Regions from separate parts of the Homo sapiens genome. Here region 2 is linked to region 1. A link is a contact called in ENCODE Hi-C or POLR2A ChIA-PET data. All regions are on one chromosome and are shown on one strand. Each heading gives the region's core, a stretch centred on a gene start or an enhancer-like site at or near the end of the contact. The rest is flanking DNA. Distances are from core to core; before and after follow the strand shown. Region 1 overlaps IL6ST (interleukin 6 cytokine family signal transducer). Region 2 overlaps MAP3K1 (mitogen-activated protein kinase kinase kinase 1).

Region 1 (2,753 bases), core at 229-2,728:
CCATTTTTAAAGTGTTCAATGTATTGGGAAGCTTATGCCAATTTACACTATAACCTGTAGTGTGTGACGATACTTTCGTTGCTTAGTCTCACAACACCCTGTTGATACTTTTTGGGTTTTTATATTTTTGCCAACACTAATATGTAAGAATGGTATTGGGATAATTTTTGGTTTGTTTACCTTTTGTTACATACTGCAAAACAGAACTCATAAGTGTACAGCTCAGTGAATTTATCACTGTCCAGATCAAGATACAGAACATGCTCAGCACCCAGAATGTCCCCTTTTATACCCTTCCTCACAAAAAACAACTGCTCTGACCTCTGTCACCAAACACCGTAGACTTTTGCCTCTTTTTGAACTTCTGTAAAATAAATCATGCAGAGCGTACTTTCTTGCCTTTTTTCTCTTTTAAAATTTTTTTGTAGAGTCAGGGTCTCACTATTTTGTGCAGGCTGGCCTCTTAACTCCTGGCCTCAAGCAATTCTTCCCCCTCAGCCTCCCAAAGTGCTGATATGACAGGTGTGGGCCACTGCACCCAACCTGTCTGATTTCTTTCATTCTGTATTATATATGAGATTCATCCATGATGCATGTATCTGTTGTTATTTTTCATTGCTGTGATTCAATTACTTGAATATACCATAATTTATCCTAGTGTTAATAGATATTTGGTTGATTTTATTTTTCATCTATTTTGAATAAAACTTCTGTAAACATTCTTGTAGATGTCTTTGGAGGTATTAAGCACTCGTTTCTTTTGGTTATACCTTATCTGGGCAGATTTTGTTTGTTTTAAGGTCTAATTTATAAACAATAAAATTCACCATTTTTTAGTTACAACTTGATAGGAAACCCATGAGTCTAACATTTCTGCGTTTCTTATCAGCAAAAACCCTGATGGCTGCCTTTTTTCTGAACTTTGTTTTGAGACGGAGTCTCGCTCTGTCACCTAGGCTGGAGTGCAGTGGTGTGACCTCGGCTCACTGCAGCCTCCGCCTCCCAGGTTCAAGCAGTTCTCTGCCTCAGCCTCCTGAGTAGCTGGGATTACAGGCGGCCGCCACCACGCCTGGCTAATTTTTGTATTTTTATTAGGGACAGGGTTTCACCATGTTGGTCAGGCTGGTCTTGAACTCCTGACCTCATGATTCACTCGCCTCAGCCTCCCAAAGTGCTGGGATTATAGGCGTGAGCCACCATGCCCAGCCAACTTACCTTTTAAAGAATGTTGGAAGGTAGACTCTCAGAGCCGTGGAGCAAAGGACAGGCTTACTTACAGTCTTCAAAGATACAGATAATGTCTCCCTCTAGAGTAAATGGCAGACATGCTTCCTGCATATTTTTCAAGTTTAGGGTTACTTAAGATCTGTCTTTCTTTCCTGTGAAGCAGCCTGTTCAGGTGTCATCTGACTTCACAATGCCCTGTGACAGTTGGGACTCAAGCAGCTGGCGCAAGAAAATGCTGATACTCTGACTACTGTTATGAGTAATACAGTCCTTTGCTTCTGACGCAAAAATGTCATGCCTTTTGCCAGTATCCATGACACTGTGGTAGGCTGACTTGTTAGCTTGAAAGTAAGGTAAAATCTCAGTGCCTTTGAAACAGTTGACACAGAATTCAGTGAATTTTGACAAATGTAGTCTTTTTTTTTTTTTAAATAGAATTTCGCTTTGTTGCCCAGGCTGGAGTGCAGTGGTGCCATCTCAGCTCACTGCAGCCCCTGCCTTCCGGGTTCAAACAGCTCTCCTGCCTCAAGCCTCATGAGTAGCTGGGACTGCAGGCATACACCACCACACCTGGCGTGTGTGTGTGTGTGTGTGTCTGTGTGTGTCGGGGTCTCGCTCTGTTGCCCATGCTGGAGTCCAGTGGCATGATCTGGGCTTACTGCAACCTCTGTTTCACGGGTTCAAACAGTTCTCCTGCCTCAGCCTCCCGAGTAGCTGGCATCACAGACACCCGCCACCACGCCAAGCTACTTTTTGTATTTTTAATAGAGATGGGGTTTCACCATGTTGGCCAGGCTCGTCTCGAACTCCTGACCTCAAGTGATCTGCCCACCTCGGCCTCCCAAAGTGCTGGGATTACAGGCGTGAGCCATCGCGTCCTGCCAAATGTATAGAGTCTTATAGTCACCACCACAATCAAGTCATAGAGTATTTTTATCACCCCAGATTTCCTTTATGCCCTTTTACGTGTGCCTTCTCTACCTCAGCCCTAGGCAACCCTGGATCTGCTTTCTGTCACCTTAGTTTTGCCGTATCAAGAATTTCTGAGGCACATGCCTGTAATCCCAGTGCTTTGGGAGGCTGAGGCAGGAGGATTGCTCGAGCCCAGGAGTTTGAGACAGCCTGGGCAACATAGTGAGACCCCCATCTCTTAAAAAAAAAAAGAATTTCCTGTAAATAGAGTTATACAATGTATAACCTGTTGTGTCTGGCTTCGTTTATTCAGTGTAATGCTTTTGAGATTCATTCATACTACTGCATGTATCACCAGTTCATACTCTTTTTTTTTTGTTTGCTGAGTAGTATTCTATTATATGTCTCTACCATTGTTTGAATGTATGTTTATACATTCAGCAGTTGGTGGACATTTGGATTGTTTCCAGTTTGGGACTTATGAATGAAGCTGCTGTGAACATTTGAGTATAAGTCTTATTGTGGGCATATGTTTTTATTTTGGGGAGTACGCTCTTTGGAGTGGAAATACCAAGTCTTATGGTGTGCTTTTAACTTGGTAACGAACTATCAAA
Region 2 (2,850 bases), core at 61-2,560, 870 kb before region 1:
CAACTCCTCAGAGACTTTCCCAATTTCAATTAAGAACTCCCAGTTCCATTCTTTCACAGCACTTGTATTTTTCCTTTAACATGGTTAATGCAGTTTGCAAACTGTTCCTCTCTTATGAACTGTAAGCTCCATGAGTGAGGGGACCACGTGTTATCGCCATCTATACACCTAACATCTAAGCATGTCTGGCTCATAATAAGTATGAACATATATTAAGTGAATGATCACTTATTAACTCTGGCAGTCCTACAGCCTTCCCAGTTTTAAATTTTAATGACTATTCTTATTAACTTTTTTTATAATTCTGTATTTAATTAAGACTAAATTTGCAATTTAGATGTTGTTCAGAACAATTTTCACTGTTCCTAAATTAATCTGCAAATATAAACCAAAGTGTTTTTCCTAGTCTCTTTGTAATAATTACATGTCATTAATTTTAAAATGTGTATTTTTTCACATTTTAATATCTGAAATATGAATGCCTCTTGCAATCAAAAGTTATTATAATTTAACTGGCAGGTGTTATTTCCTTCATAGTATATAAAATAATGGTACAACTTACAACCACTGGGATCTTTGAATCAATGAAATATATAGTAAATCCTATTGTATTTGCCACGAATAAATCACATCTACTCTGTTTAATTTCTCTCTGAAACAGAACCAAACTGTGAAAAATTTTTTTACATACTTGTATTGTTTTTGTTATAATCCTAACATATAATCTTCCATAAGCCAGGCATATATAGGGTTTTCATTTTTACTAGATGAGTGTGTGTGTGTATGTATGTATGTATATAGCAGTGATTTATCATCCAATTAAGATATCACAGCCATAGCAGGAAAAAAATCTTTTTTTAACCAAAGCTAATCTAAACAGATAGCTGTGAAGTCACTGGGAGATGAGAGCCATCTCCAACTCATGTTGGTTAAACGTGAATGTTTCGGGGAGTTATTTTTGCCAAACATTACCCAGAAACATACCTATTTTAAATAATAGTGTATACACTTTTGACCTTAAAAAAATAACAGATTTCAGCTAAACAATGTGTTTTGAGAAACTACCTTGAAGACTTAAAAATAAATAAAATTGTGGTCAGAAAAATAAGAGAAACTTAAGCACTATTACAGATCAAGCTTTATCTTCATTTCCTGTTTATTTAGGAAACATGAGGTTTCTTGGTTTTGGTTTCTAGACATTCCTAAGAATGAATTTGTGACCTGACACAGAACTTCAAGAACGCTTACTCCCTGAGGTTAGGTTTCTAGTGCTAGACTCTTCCTAGACCTACAAAACTCACCTGTTAAAAACCAAGATGCTTCAAGGGTCCCTTCTCAGGGAAACTGTAGTCAGTCCTCCCCTTATAATGTGGTGTCAGCCACTGTTGATTGTGCTAACTCTCTTGTAGGTCTCTCCTCTACTCTTCTATGAGGTCTTTTTCTCCTGGTTCTATGTCTAATCATCTTCATCAGTACCATAAATTAGACCTTCTTCCTGGAGCCCCTTAAATACCAACTATGGCCCTCTTCTCATAGCACAAAAAAACTTCATAAATATACCATGATATTTTACTCCCGTCTCTGCAGATGACTTTTTTTTTTTTTTCCCTGCCAGGAATACCCTTTGCCATCTCAATATGGCTTCAATGAAGAATTTCCTACCACCATTCTACGGCAGTTAGCTGCTCTCCCGCTGCATGGTAAATATTAACTACAATATATCATAAAATTAAGTATATGTTTAAGTATCTGCTTCCCTCTCCACATTGTGAGCTCTTCCAGGACAAGTTCCCTCTTATTCATTGTTCTATCACACTGCCCAGTGACCTGACATACTGCCCCTTTCTGGGAAGCGAAGGGTCTGCCCAGTCCTAAGGGTGGTGGCTAATGCTTAAGGTGCTTTATACATCTGAATCCATCCCAGCTTCCACAGCTGCCTGGTCCAGGAATGTTCCTTGGTCCAATGACCTTCTGTACTGAACGGTATTGTACGCCTGAGTCAGCTCTCTCCCTGAGAGTTTGAAAGTAAAACACACAAATAGTGTTACTGCAGGAAGAGTGGCACTTAACACGGAAACAGAGCAAGGTAATAAGTAGAAACACTGAGACAGAAATAAGGGAGAAGAGAGAGAAATTAGAAGAAAGACAGGGATGCAGAAGCAACAAAAGTCAACCTAACAAGTTGTACACGGGTCCCCTGATAAGCTGTTAGATGATGACAGCCACTTTTATACCACCCCTGGATAATGAATGACTAGTTCTCCACGGGCCAAGTGTACATGCTGCAATGGAGGAAACTTCTTGGTGGATTCTTTAATTTGGAATGAAATAAATTTTAACCCATCTCTGTTCCCTGCAACCTCAAATAGTCTGACTAAAACACTAGTTCTGCACAATGCCTGGCACACAGGGGACATTTCATAAACACTCAAAAATAGAATCCTGGCCGGGCACGGTGGCTCATGCCTGTAATCCCAGCACTTTGAGAGGCCGAGGCAGGCAGATCAACTGAGGTTGGGAGTTCGAGACCAGCCTGACCAACATGGAGAAACCCCATCTCTACTAAAAATACAAAATTAGCCGGGCATAGTGGCGCATGCCTGTAATCCCAGCTAGTAGGGAAGTTGAGGCAGGAGAATCACTTGAACCCAGGAGGCTGAGGTTGCGGTGAGCTGAGATTGCGCCATTGCACTCCAGCCTGGGCAACAAGAGCAAAACTCCATGTCCAAAAAAATAAACAAACAAAAAGAATCCTACCAGTCTACTGTAATTTTTAAGTTATTTATTAAATGGCTCATCCTTAGGAAGGAAATATTATGTTTGTCAACAACCAGCGATATGGAGAAATAA

The links. Hi-C counts contacts between places; a loop is a spot of excess contacts on that map. ChIA-PET counts read pairs that join two places held with the same protein, here RNA polymerase II (POLR2A). Pooled maps may share reads with other maps.
Region 2: a pooled map shows a loop between it and region 1 (2.2-fold over the local background). The contact joins two enhancer-like sites. A Hi-C loop is called at or near these places in 1 of 168 maps with a recorded cell type or tissue (naive thymus-derived CD4-positive, alpha-beta T cell) and 2 of 50 pooled maps. POLR2A ChIA-PET finds 5 or more read pairs at or near these places in 2 of 52 experiments (T-cell and naive thymus-derived CD4-positive, alpha-beta T cell).

What each region holds. Positions count from the first base shown.
Region 1 is chr5:55,976,901-55,979,653 of GRCh38, reverse strand. The region is part of intron 2 of IL6ST (interleukin 6 cytokine family signal transducer); the gene reads left to right. Among named protein-coding and RNA genes, the nearest start is that of IL6ST, 17 kb to the left of the region's middle. Within about 2 kb of position 1,478, at least 5 of the 41 ENCODE cell types and tissues checked have a DNase peak (open chromatin) inside an H3K27ac peak, as active enhancers do.
Region 2 is chr5:56,850,840-56,853,689 of GRCh38, reverse strand. The region is part of intron 1 of MAP3K1 (mitogen-activated protein kinase kinase kinase 1); the gene reads right to left. Among named protein-coding and RNA genes, the nearest start is that of MAP3K1, 37 kb to the right of the region's middle. RefSeq lists a silencer at 2,470-2,649. Within about 2 kb of position 1,310, at least 4 of the 41 ENCODE cell types and tissues checked have a DNase peak (open chromatin) inside an H3K27ac peak, as active enhancers do.